2 separate regions of the Homo sapiens genome follow, and region 1 is linked to region 2. The links are chromatin contacts, found by Hi-C or POLR2A ChIA-PET in ENCODE. All regions are on one chromosome and are shown on one strand. The core of a region is the stretch at or near the end of the contact, and the rest is flanking DNA. Distances in the headings are between cores, read along the strand shown. Region 1 has its middle 25 kb from the start of MPP7-DT. Region 2 holds the start of ODAD2 (outer dynein arm docking complex subunit 2).

Region 1 (7,075 bases), core at 3,813-6,312, 330 kb before region 2:
TTCAAGACCAGCCTGGCCAATATGGTGAAATCTCATCTTTACTAAAAATACAAAAATTAGCTGGGCATGGTGGTGTGCACCTGTAATCCCAGCTACTCAGGAAACTGAAGCACAAGAATCGCTTGAACCCTGGAGGTGGAGCTTGCAGTGAGCCGAGATTATGCCACTGCACTCCAGCCTGGGTGACAGCGAGACTCTGTCTCAAATAATAATAATAATACTAATAATTTTTAAAAACCCTACAAACTGAAAATTGCTTTTTAAAAATATCCTCTTTAGCTTGTATTATAACTCTCATCACAGGCTGACTGGGTAAATTATGAGCGAGACCAACAATTAGGGTTAAATATTGTACTATTATATTGCATATGTGGTTTCTTGCCTTATAATTCATATCATAATTCATACTTATAATTACTTAAAATAGTTTCCAAGACCTTCTCCTGCATTTGACATTAGAAACTTACCCTTGTAACTTCCCTGAGGCTCCTCCCCTCAGTGAGGTTAGTGTAGAAAGGAAGAGAAGAAGGAAGTTAATTGAAGGCAGGACCCACTCAATGAGTAGCCACTGAGATGGGAAGCCAGAGAAAGTCTAAATGGACTCTGAAGACATTTCCCTTTTTTCATTAATTCATCAAATATTTGTTGAGCACCTGCTAGATGCTAGATCCCAAGCTAGGTAAACAGTGAACAAAGTAGATATGACTCTGCCCTCATTTAATTTATATTCTAGTGGGGTAGATGGTAAATAAACAAGTATGACACACATAATTTCAAATTGTCCTCAGTGCAACAAAATGAATACGGTACTGTGTTAAAGAATAACAAGATGGATCAGGACAGGTGCTGTGGCTAACACCTGTAATACTGGCATTTTGGGAGGCTGAGGCAGGAGGATTAATTGAGCCTAGGAGTTTGAGACTAGTCTGGGCAACATGGGGAGACCCTCAACTCTACGAAAAACAATTCTAAAAAATTAACCAGGCATAGTGGTGTGCACTTGTAGTCCCAGCTACTTGGGAGGCTGAGGTGAGAGAATCATTTGAGCCCAGAAGCTCAATTTTACAGTGAGTTATAATTGCACCACAGCACTCCAGCCTGGGTGACAGAGCAAGATCCCATCTTAAAAAACCAAAACCAAAAAACAAAAAAAGCAACCCCATATTTTATCCTCTGATCCCCCAATAATTCAATAAGACTGTGGCTTTCTTCCTGAGTTCTAGCCACCCCATATTGCATAGGCCAGAGAGTGCTCTTAGAGGAAAAGCCACATAAGTGAAGCTTTTACCCAGTCTCTTCCTGCTTTTTTTAAAAAAGTCTAAAAATTAATAAAAAATCTTTTCTGTTTAAAGATGAGATCTTGCTAAGTTGGGCAGGTCAGAGCACAGTAGCTATTCACAGGTGTGATCACAGTGTACTATTTGAGCCTATTTTAGACATTTTGGAATTTCTTCTCTTCCCAACTCCTGGGCTCAAGCCATCCTTCTCCTTCAGCCTCCCAAGCAGCTGGGATTACAGGTGTGTGCCATTGCACAGTTCAGTTTTGACCTGATTTTAGTCACCCTCCAGTGCCTTCAAATCATTTTCAAAAACTATTTCAGCATTTATAGTTGTCGTTGAAAGGAAGCTCAGCTGATATAAGGTACTCCACTATTACCAACATGAAAACTCTGCAAGTAGTATTCTTGTTAGTGAGTATGGCAGGTGTGTTTGGTAGATGCTATGTGGTACCTGTTGGGAAGCTATTAACAGCACCTCACCGAATTGTCTCATTTATCCTTATTTTACCTCAAAGCAGGAAGAAAAGGAGAAGTATCACTCTTTTTGCTGCACAAATGTGAAAACTCACAATAAAGAGAAGGGAGAAAGGTATTTATCATTAGAGCATTTTAGTCAGGAGCTGGGATTAGACCCCAAGCCTTTATATTTATATTGTTCTTGTTGGACAAGGTTAAAATCTATAAAGCTGTTAAAGCTAATCAGATTTATATAAATGTGCATATCCTCAGTTACTGGAAATCCTCATTTCAGATTCTACATTTTGATCATTTAATTTAAACTACAAATGCGACTCAATTTTGCATTATTCATTAAGGAAAGTTTCTCAGCTGAAAAACTGTTAGAAAAGTATTAGTAAAGTAGTGGTTTTTTTTTTTTTTTTTTTTTTGAGACGGAGTCTCGCTCTGTTGCCCAGGCTGGAGTGCAGTGGCGCGATCTCTCAGCTCTCTGCAAGCTCTGCCTCCTGGGTTCACACCATTCTCCTGCCTCAGCCTCCCGAGTAGCTGGGACTACAGGAACCCACCACCACGCCCAGCTAATTTTTTTGTATTTTTAGTAGAGACAGGGTTTCACTGTGTTAGCCAGGATGGTTTCCATCTCCTGACCTCGTGATCCGCCTGCCTCGGCTTCCCAAAGTGCTGGGATTACAGGCGTGTAAAGTAGTGGTTTTTAAGGTAACATGTAAAAATCGATACTTTTCCAAGCTCACAATAGAAAATGAAAATATCAAGTAAGAGAGACAGCATTCCCTCAGTTACAACAACAAACCAGAAACATAAAATCCTTGAGAATTAATAAGGTAATATTCTAGAAATGTTGACTATTTTAATGCTTTAGAGCAAGCAATGTTTTGAAATATTGATACTATCTAAATTAACCAATAAATCAAAAGATATTCCAATCAATTGAAGGCAAGGAGGTGGGCAAGGAGACTTGATAGATTAGTTTACAGGTCATTAAGAGGTTCAAGAAGTAGCCAGGGCAATTTTAGAAATGAACAGAAAATATCAGTACCTTTATAATACATTTTACTATGTAGCACAATAAAAATAAAATGTGTTACAATATACAACAATGGTAAAACAGTGTGGCAACATAAAAGCTATAATGGTGAAAACAGTGGGGCAATAAAAAGAAAGAGACATCGTAATGGTATAGTGAGGACAGTATGTAGAAAAGTTTAATATGTAATAAAAGTATTTCAAATCAGTGTCACATGGTATTTCGACAAATAGACATTAAACAAAGCTGAATTTATACAAAATCTGTGCCAGCTATACAGAAAATGTAAACGCTGCAAATATAACTAAAAGGTATTAGAAGAAAACATGAATCAATATAGTTATAATTTTGGTATAATATCTTTCCAGTGTAACAGAAAAGCACATAAGCCTTTCTACTCTATTTGGAATGTAAACAAACTTTTAATCCAAAAAAAAAAAAAAAAAAGTGCTTGCTAGTTAAGGAAAAGTCTCAAGACAGAAGCACTTTTTTCCTCCCTCTTAACTATGAGTAAGCTCTTGACACCTGGAGAGAAAAAGCTAAGAATTCTACCAGAGCTCATAACTTAAACTTATAAACTTAACTAGGGCTTATAAACTTAAACTCTACTAGGGCTTATTTTACTACAGCTTATTAATCTCATCCTTGCCATATTTAAAATTCTGCCCTACTGAAAAGGAGGGAATACTAGAGTTAATGTTCAATTTCAAGAGATTCAAAATTTAAAAACTATGAAATAGACCTCAAAAAACAGTTATTCTATACTTTTTAAGGTGTGAATTTGAACATTGAACCTTCGCATGTAGGTAAAAGTCAGTTGTAATTAGATTTTTATTTTTTTCTTAAAAAAATCAGAATTAAATCTGACTGAGCTGAGATTTTTTTATTAGCCAAGTACCAAGACTGTATTATATTAATGAAGCACTAGAAGTTTGAGTCAAATAAGAAAAGGATTCATGGTTCTCAGCACAGAACAACACTGTACATGAGGACAAAAACGTCTTTGCTGATTGGATGGAGACAGAAGCCTGCATCAATTTCAGCAACTGAAAGATACAAAAACATTTCCTTGTTCAACAGGTCAGGGGACTGAGGGAACCCCAAGTCAAATGCCATTTATTTCCTCTTATCTTTAAGGAGTTATTATCCGAGCTCTTTCTGGTCCATGGAATTCTTCCAGTCACCTCTGTTCTGAATGACACAATCAGTGCACACTCACGAATATAATGTCAGGGCACAATAGCTGCTAGTGTGCTGAGCAGCCAGGCCCTGATTTGGGAATAAAATTTTCACTTGGTTCTTGACTTGAAAATTCATGTTCTAAACATGTCCCTAGATGGTCTCAGCATGATTCACCCCCATTGGTTAAAAATAGAAACCTCGCTGGAACAATAGGAGCTAGATTAAACAGCTTCTGTAAAATAAATAAATAAATAAACTAGAACTCAGATAAATCCATATATTTGGGTCTTTAAAAACTGTTAAATTAAAAAAAATCAAAAGTTGTTATTTCTGTCTTTATCCAGCTCTTCCTATTAGTCCACGAATTGAAGAAGTTCTTTATCAAGTTTCTAAGCTGGTTTGCCAGTTTTTCTTTTTATGGTCAGATGAGAAGAAATATAAATTTTTTTTTTCCAGCTGCAAATCTTTTTCAATTCTTTTGCAAATGACAGTCCAATGAATTTGAAACGAGCTAGGTAGAAGGGGTAATATTTGCATTTTGAATATCTCTTTCCAAAACAACTTCTCACAGTTAAGACTTTTTTTTTTTTTTTTTTTTTTTTTACTTCTTTGACAAGTTGAAATCAAAACCTGAGAGGCTCTAAGACTTCCCAGTTCCTAGTTTGGGCTTTGCTGGATGCTGAGCTATTTTTACCCCTGGCTTAGAGCCATCTGGTTTCCCTTTGAAGGTTCACGTTGGTGTTTTTCAGTGCAGCTGGTCACATGTGCTTTGCTTTCCCAAGTAAATGCTGGTGACCTGGGGAGGAATGTATCCAGACTCTCCTGGCATCTCCGTCCTCACCATATCCTTCCCTGGTCATTGATACCGTTCATTGTCATGGCTGAGTCCTGGGCTTAGTGGCCACGAACACTTCAACTCTTTCTTGCATCTAAGCATTGAAGCTTTTTCTGGTCTATGGGATTTAATAGAATATCAGTGCAGCAGACAGAGCCCGGGAGCTGGGGTTTGCAAACTCTCTGGTGAACCGACTGGCATGTACCCTGGCAATGTGGCCCAGCACTTTCTGCCACTTGGCTTTGCTGTTGAGAGCGTTGTGCCAGGTGAATGTTAAGGAACTGAGTGCCTTGTCACAGTAAAACTACGCTGTGGACAGGCAATTTGAAAAATGTATTTTCAAGGCTGACTTAGGGGAAAGAATAAATCATCTTACCATGTGACATTAGCCTTAGCCAGGGCTTGCTCTGCTGATGGCTGTAACTTAGCACTGCCAAGAAAGCCCTTCTAATGATCTGGACTTCCTTGTTTGTCTTTTTCTTTTTAAAATTGAGCCCGGAGCATTGACTGTCACCATTTGTAGAAGTGTAAGTTTCTTTGCCTTATCAACACCTTCCTTCAATTAATATTTATAGAGTGCCTGAAGGATCAATGTCGTACCCACACCTCTGACTTCTCACATTTACAATTGGTAGCAAGGAGGAACAGCAGCTGCCTTCATTTGTAGCAGCCCTTCTCTGCAAGATGAACAGCGGTCTTTTTATTCTGCCACACTGATTGATTTCCTAAAGGTCTTTTGGTGACAGTGTCTCCCGGAAGTACAGAAAAACCCCAATAATTGATATGGGATTATATAAATAAAAATAAGAGATTTTCACACCTGAAAAACGTTTCTCTGCATTATCACGTCTACCCCAAATCTTTGGTGTGCAGCTCCAGAATAGGGTAACCACATACAGAAAGCAGTGAGCTTCTACATGCCTGGAGATGGAGAAGGATGGGCTATGCCGTGTCCTATAAAGTTAACTTAATTACTGCAGGCCAGATTTTTCTCTTTAAGGAATTTTTTTTTTTTTTTTTTTTTGAGATGAGGTCTCACTCTGTCACCCTGGCTGGAGTGAAGTGGTACGATCATAGCTCACTGCAGCCTTGAACTCCTGAGCTAAAGCTATCCTCCCACTTCAGGCTCCAGAGTAGCTGGGACTATAGGTGTTCACCACCATACCTGGGCCAATTTTTAAATTTTTTGTAGAAATGTGGTCTTGCGGCCAGGCGCGGTGGCTCATGCCTGTAATCCCAGCACTTTGGGAGGCTGAATCAGGTGGATCATTTGAGGCCAGGAGTTTGAGACCAGTGTGGCCAACATGGGAAAACCCCCTCTCTACTAAAAATACAAAAATTAGCCGGGTATGGTGGTGCATGCCTGTAATCTCAGCTATTCGGGAAGTTGAGGCAGGAGAATCCCTTGGACCGGGGAGACAGAGGTTGCAGCGAGCTGAGATCACGCCACTGCACTCCAGCCTGGGCGACAGAGCAAGACTCGGTCTCAAAAAAAGAAAAAAAAGAAAAAGAAATGAAATGGGATATTACTATGTTGCCCTGGTCGGTCTCAAACTCCTGTCCTCAGGTGGTCCTCCTGCCTCTGCCTTCCAAAGTGCTGAGATTACAGGCATGAGCCACCGCACCTGGCCAAAAATGTTCTTAATATCAGTACAAGTTATTCCTTATTCCCTAGATATCTGCTATTACAAATGCTTCTACTACTTATTACAATACTACTTTCAAATACTAGCTAATGTTATTGACTCTGACCATGAGGCAAGCCCTGTGCTAAGCCACATACTGTATAGTGGTTAAGAACACAAGCAGCTGGCACAGTAGCTCACACCTGTAATCCCAGAACTTTAGGAGGCCAAGGCAGGAGGATCACTTGAGCTCAGGAGTTCAAGACCAGCCTGGGCAATATAGTGGGACCTCCATCTCTACAAAATATATTAAAATTAGCCAGGTAAAGTGGCATGTGTCTGTAGTCCCAGCCACTTGAGAGGCTGAGATGGGAGGATCACTTGAATCTGGGAGGTCAAGGCTGCAGCGAGCTGTGAACACAGGCTTTGGAACTGGACTATTGGTTCAAATCTCAGCTCTATCACTTATAGACTTAGGCAAGTCAACTAACCTCTCCATGCTTCAGCTTCTTCAACTGTTAAAAAGGGGCTAATAACTGATCTCCTAGGATTTATAGTGAGGACTAGATTCACTCCGGGATGTATAAACCAGTGGGTAGAGTTCTGGATACTTGTGAACTTGAATAGGAAAAATTAATTACATCTATGCTCA
Region 2 (6,795 bases), core at 3,105-5,604:
CACCGATTCAGTCTCTTCTCCTTTCTCTCCTTTGCTACTGTGCTTCATGCCAGTGGCTCTCCTTCTAGTCCAGGAATTCTGAGTTGAGTTTAGTAGGCTCCTTTTTTGGCTAGGACTTGAATTGGATAATCGAGTTCTGCCAATGGAGTGCCTGGCACAAAATGGCATCCAAAAAGCATTTATTGAGTAAATGAATGTCTAGGAGATTAGAATCTAAGGAGAAGGAGCCATTTCATTTCCAGGCCGTGGGCCTTGGTCCACAATGCATCACTGAGAAATATCAGAGGGCAAAGGGAGGCAGCTGAGGCTGCACTTCTCTGACTTTTTGTCTTTATCTATGAGAGAGGGTAGAATCTGGTGAATTTGGTTTTTAGGACTTCGTAAGACTTCATGCAATTTTCTCTCATGGGAATTTCTGTTGAAAACTCCTAAAAAATTCCACAGAGAGGCAATTCCGCCCTATAATGAGACTTACCCCCATTACGACAAAATATAAATGACTGTAATTCCCTGCAAACCTCAGGAGGTTTATTTCATCTGTCTTAGTCCTTTCCTGATTGAGGTACTGGATGCTTAAACCAACCTTGCCTCTTACTTTCTCCCTGGTTATGGCCTATAAATTCTTAGTCGGCTTCACTCTGACACAGATGAATGGGCGCTGGAAGCCTGCTGATCACATCTTTACATAATGCTATGTGTGACATTGTGTCCCCCTAAAATCGTATGCTGAAGTCCTAACCTCTAGTGTCTCAGAGTGCAACCGTACTGAACATAGGGTTTCTATAGAAGTAATCAAGTTAAAATGAGTTCATGAGGGTGAGTCCTGATCCAATATGACTGGTGTTCATAAAAAAAAGAGGAAATAAGCCAAGAGGAGTGTCTCACACCTATAATCCCAGCACTCTGGGAGGCTGAGGCAGGCAGATCACTTGAACCCAGGAGTTCAAGACCAGCCTGGGGAACATGGCGAGACCCCATCTCTACAAAAAAAAAAAAAAAAAGCCCACAAAAATTAGCTGAGTATGGTGGTGCATGCCTGTAGTCTCAACTACTTGGGAGGATGAGGCAGGAGGATCACTTGAGTCTGGGAGGTCGAGGCTACAGTGAGCCGTGATTGCACTATTGCACTCTAGCCTAGGTCCTGTCTCAAATTCAGAAATTTGTGTACAGAGACAAGCACACAGGGATAACATCATATGAATGTGAAAACAACCATCTACAAGCTGAGGAGAAAAGCCTGGAATCGATTCATTCCCCATAGCTCTCAGAAGGGATCAATCCTGCCAACACCTTGATCTTGGACTTCTAGCCTCCAGCACTGTGAGATAAGACATTTCTGGTATTTAAGCCGCCCCAGTCTGTGATACCTTGTTACAAAAGCCCTAGCAAATTAATGTGTGCAATCTGTGTCTGAACTCTCTGATACATGAGAGGAACAGATTTGCCCAAGCCAGGGTGGATGGTTTCATAAGAATCCCTGTAGATCGGCAGTCCCCAACATTTTTGGCACCAGGGACCAGTGTCATGGCCAACAATTTTTCCATGGATAGGGTGTGGGGGAGGGGATGGTTTCAGGATGATTCAAGCTCATTACATTTCTCGTGCACTGTATCTCTACTATTATTACATTGTAATATATAATGAAATAGTTATACAGCTCACCATAACGTGGAATCCGTGGGAGCCCTGAGCTTGTTTTCCTGCAACTAGACGGTCTCATCTGGGGGGGATGAGTGACAGGGACAGATCATCAGGCATTAGATTCCCATTAGGAGCTTGTAACCTAGATCCTTCGAATGCACAGTTCACAATAGGGTTCATGCTTCTATGAGAACCTAATGCCACTGCTGATCTGACAGAAGGTGTGGCGTGTGGGTGGGGTCCCTGCTGTAGATGACGTAATGTTGCGGAGGTGGACCAAAAACTATCAAGTTTTTCCCAGGAGCCTGTGGCAGATTTTCTCTAAAGTTTCAGTGGACAGCGCTGCACCATGTGCTTGCACTCTAGCCATGGGCAGGGCTGGTAAAGGCCTCTGGTACAGCAAACCCCGGGTGTGCCCTCAGTGATGAAGGCTCTTTCCAAGATCACGGCTACTTAGAATCCTCAGGCTGGTTCTATTAACCCTAAGAAAATGTGGGCCTTGCCTTTCTGGTGCTTGGTGAAGAGTGTCAGGAAGCAAGGCATCTTTGACTAGGCGATTCATGAATTTAGCTCCTTCTACGTGCCAGTCATCCTTCTAGATCTTAGGAGTACAGACTTGAAGGAGGCAGAAAAGCTCCCTATTTTCATAAAGCTTACCTTGTAGGGGTAGCAGATGGGCAACAAGGCAAAGACAAGTTATGGCCAGGCACAGTGGTTCATGGCTGTAATCCCAGTGCTTTCGGAGGCCATGGCTGGAGGATCACTTGAGCCCAGGAATCAGAGGCTGCAGTGAGCTATGCTTATGATTATGTCACTGCACTCTGCACTCCAGCCTGGGTGACAGAATGAGACCTCGTCTCAAAAAAAAAAAAAAGAAAAAAAAAAAACAAGTCATGATAAATCCTTCAGGGAGTGACTGGGCCCAGGTAGTGTTTCATCACGACAAGGAAAAATTGGAAAGAGGCGACTGGGACTTCTTCAGATTTAAATATTATTAAGTTATTTTTGCTTGGAAAATATCCGGTAAAATAAATTCACATTTTGGCATCAGATTAAGCAACTTGGCATGAATTTGGCAAACAACGACATAGTTGCTCAGATCTTGGTGGGTTCTGGCTTTTTCCAGCTTTGCAAACCAAGGTGAAATGTCCTGAACTTGGAAGATCTCTGGCTGGCATCCACATTGGACCCAGTAATGCTCCCTTATGTCATACAGCTGATTAAAATGTGCAGAGGAACTAAAGTACCCACAGAAGCTTCCTTGCTTCCAGGACTGGGACTACTCCAGGATCCTTCCGAAGGATGCCCTCTGCTCCTCACCAGGTTGTGACCTGCATTACCGCCACAGGTGTGATGCTGTTGTCTCAGACTGTAATCCACCCATTTTTAAAAGGGCTTCTCTGTATACCTATTAGCATAAGCCCCTTTCTCACTGGTTGCAAGTCTAAGCTTCTCTGCAGGTAGTATCTCCTTTAGGTGAAACTATTCCATTCCTAACAACTTTCGCACTTTCAAAAAGAGAAGAAAAGAACCCAAAACAGGCCAGGCATGGTGGCTCATGCCTGTAATCCTAGCACTTTGGGAGGCCGAGGTGGGTGGATCACTTGAGGTCAGGAGTTCAAGACCCACCTGGCCAACATGGTGAAACTTCGTCTCTACTAAAAGTACAAAAATTAGCCGGGCATGGCGGCGCATTCTTGTAATCCCAGCTACTCAGGAAGCTGAGGGGGGAGGATCTCTTGAACCCGGGAGGCAGAGGTTGCGGTGAGCCGAGATGGGAGGCAGAGGTTGCGGTGAGCCGAGATCGTGCCACTGCACTCCAGCCTGGGTGATAGAGCCAGACTTCGTCCCCCACCCTCCAAAAAACCCAAAACAAAGGACAAATATCTATACCTCATATCCCTACGTGTTTGCAGAAAGGTTCTGCTTTGAGCTGAATCCGTATAATATTATGACAGGTGATATCCTAACATCATTCCACATTTGCCTCTTTGGCATCCGGAAAAGAATCCAGTTTTAATTCCTAAACACCCCATCATCCTAAGTGCTCCGGCATTGGTCCTTAAACACCGTGTCCCCCCACCCCAAGATAGTGCATTCTTCCCCATCCCCCCCCACCTCAATATTCCCACTCCTTTATCCCTCACTGGTGTTCCAGTTGGGGCTCTTGCTGGTAGGGTGTCTAGAGGTGGGGTCAAAACCATCTTAATGGACAAAGGTAAAGGCCATTTAAAAAAAGAGATGGGGGACATGTTTTCATTTCACTCCGATCCTCTGCCCTATTGAAGAGCGCTTTCTGCTTTCCCGGTGAGTATCAGAGTATTCTACCATATTTGTTTTTTTGGAGAGAAACATGTAAGCCTCAAATATCCTAGGAGAAGCCCTATGCTATTTGGGGGTACTCAGTGAAGATTTCAGGTACATACAACGCACTTGTCTGGAAGCCTATGGAAAAATGTAAAAAGGGGTTTCTAAGGAATATTTTCTGCTTCCTTTCTGCTCCATTTTAAGTTTTCTGCTAACTTGCCGCCGACCCCGCAACTGCTCACGACCTCTGTCAAAGTCAACCTTTCCCACCGCGTGGAGTGAGTTAGGGTGCACACTCGGGAGTTGCATAAAAGTGTTTGAGAAAGGGAGATGCAAAGTTGAATAAAAGTGTTTCCCGGGAGGGGCCGAGCGGAAAGCAGCAGGTGGCCGGGGCGGGTGGAACCCAGCGCGGGCGCAGAGCGTCTCTGGCGCGGGCATACGGTGCAACGGGTCCGCGGGAATCTTGGATGCGCGGAGGTCCCGAGACCAGGGTAACGGACTGGGCTGCGGTCGCGGCCGGGTGAGGCTGGGAGCGGAAGGCGGCGGCGGCGGCGCCCGGGGGAGGGCACGGGCCCTGTAGGCCTCCCACAAGGGCGCCGGCGTGCGCGGCCGCAGGGCGCGCAGTGTTGACCCGCGTCCTAGCAACAGGCGGGCGCCGACTGCGGGGGGCAGGGTGCTGCAGGTGAGTGCGGCTGGGGGTCTCCACGCTCACCCCCGCAGGGGTTCTGCAGCCGCCCGCGTGGATCGGGAAACAGAGGCGGCTCTCTGGCCCCGCCGCTGCCGCTCTCGCCTGCTCCCCTTTCCCTCCCGGGGACCAAGACCCGCCCCCTTCCCTTCTCTCTCCCAGCCCCATCTCACTCCTTCCTCCCCGCGAGACCCTGCCTCGGCCCTAGGTTGGGGACCGTCTGCTCCTCAGTCCCTGCGCCCCTCTCTGCACTACCTCGGCCCCATCACCTCCCGGATCCGCTCTCCACTTCTCCCGCCGCTTCCCTGCCTCTCCTTCCCCCAGCCCGTCTTTCTCCTCCGCCCTTTGCAGCTCTGCCTCCCGCTCCCAGCGTGGTTTTCGCCGTCCCTTCCCTCCTCGTCCCCTTACCGAATCCATTCCTGGAAACTTAGGGTCTCAGCTCTGACGCCCCCTTCTTGTAACGAGTCTGGTGGGGGCCGTCATCCCACACTAGGCTTAGCTTTGGTTTTACTTAGGGCCCTGTTCATGTCATGTCTAAAAGTTCGATTTTCTGTCGGTCTTACTGAGTAACTTCTGCATTCTCAGAAAGCAGTGTATGCGCGGACTCCCCGTGGATGTTACCAACCACATTTCATAGATCTCAGAGCTGATGGCTGCCTTTCCGTAGCCCCCTAAAGAATTCGGTTGTGCTTCTGTTTAAGTGTTAACGATGTGATTACCGAATGGGTTTCATTTCACTAATGATGCTGGAAGCTTGAAATTGACCTTTAGAAAGAAAAACAATCTGTGGTATCTATTGGATAAAGAGAAAAATGAGTGCTAAGTGATTCCCAGTTTATGTAAACATCCCAGTTTATGTAAACACGTAACCAAAACTTTTTTCCTTTTAATCTTTAAACTTACTTTCTTTACTTCAAAGGTGTGTGCTGTGTATTTACATGGATTCATTTTAACTATGGTTCTTAAGCCAAAAGAGCTTGGCAATGGGCAGAAACCGGGGAGCAACTGGTCTTGATTTTAAAATCTTAGTTTTGAGTTATGCCGACCATTTTTGAACACCATTTATTTATTTATTTATTTTCTAATAACATTGATCTTGCCTTCTGGATTGTCATAGGCCACCCTGAGGTTTTCTTAAACTCACCAACCTTCTTGAATAAAACTTGTGCATTGCTACGGTTCACTAGACTTGGAAATACAATTTGAATAGATTCAAATGTTACATTTCTGTCAAAATTTATCTTGACGAAAATAACGATTTTGCATTTCTTAATTCTGTGTTAAGGGTCCTTCAAGAAGTTACTATATGGTATGTTGACTACCATAGCGTTACATAATCTATTTAATTTCGCATTTTTTCTTTAAAAATGTGCAAGAAGCAATCTTTATAAGATTACCAAAACAAATGTTATACTTAAGATTAAAGACAGACAGAACTTTCACCTAAGCCTTTCTGTATAAGATAAAGCTATTTGCACTTATTTCACACTATTTTACACTGATTTGCACTTATTTTACACAACAATGGGAAATTCAAGAGTCTCACACATACACATCAGAACATGTTTATGTGTTTAAATCTAAAGCATTTCTCATCGGTTAGCAATAGAAACAAAATGCTAGAATACTAAAACAAACACCCAGAACAAATTTGTGCACTAATTTCTGCACTTTATTTCATGACCACTTTGGTATATATGTCTGGATCAGTTGTTCTCCACCCTATCTGATCCAGTACTTGGTTTTTATAGCATATATGTTGTAAGGCTGCTTTGCTATCCTGAAATCAATATCATAGATTATAATCTTACATATTTAATATAGTTTTAAATATTGATAGTGTGCTAACTGTAAAATGAAAGAAAATAATTGTAAGAAAAGATTGGCATGTAAACGCTCAAGTACCACTACACTAGAATATATAGGGAAGTAGTCAGATGTCCAGCCTTACACAGAATGACTGTGAACACAGCAGCCCCAAATGCAGACTGATACAGATGTGCCATTGCAACTTAAATTTCTCAAATAACATTGCCATCAATGGTGTCATTTTCCAAAATGCTGAGCTCTTGGTAAAATTCCATGTAAAACAAAATATGTACAACCTTCTTTTCGTTTATGGTAGCTACAATTCTGGAAAATTCAGGGTGTAATAAAACTGT

The links. Hi-C counts contacts between places; a loop is a spot of excess contacts on that map. ChIA-PET counts read pairs that join two places held with the same protein, here RNA polymerase II (POLR2A). Pooled maps may share reads with other maps.
Region 1: a pooled map shows a loop between it and region 2 (2.2-fold over the local background). The contact joins the enhancer-like site here to the promoter of ODAD2 in region 2. A Hi-C loop is called at or near these places in 1 of 50 pooled maps. POLR2A ChIA-PET finds 5 or more read pairs at or near these places in 2 of 52 experiments (T-cell and activated T-cell).

The regions. Positions count from the first base shown.
Region 1 is chr10:28,324,723-28,331,797 of GRCh38, reverse strand. It overlaps a transcript of MPP7 not described here. Among named protein-coding and RNA genes, the nearest start is that of MPP7-DT, 25 kb to the right of the region's middle. Within about 2 kb of position 5,062, at least 20 of the 41 ENCODE cell types and tissues checked have a DNase peak (open chromatin) inside an H3K27ac peak, as active enhancers do.
Region 2 is chr10:27,996,638-28,003,432 of GRCh38, reverse strand. ODAD2 (outer dynein arm docking complex subunit 2) reads left to right here and starts at 4,354. Exons shown (of 20, transcript NM_018076.5): 1 at 4,354-4,439.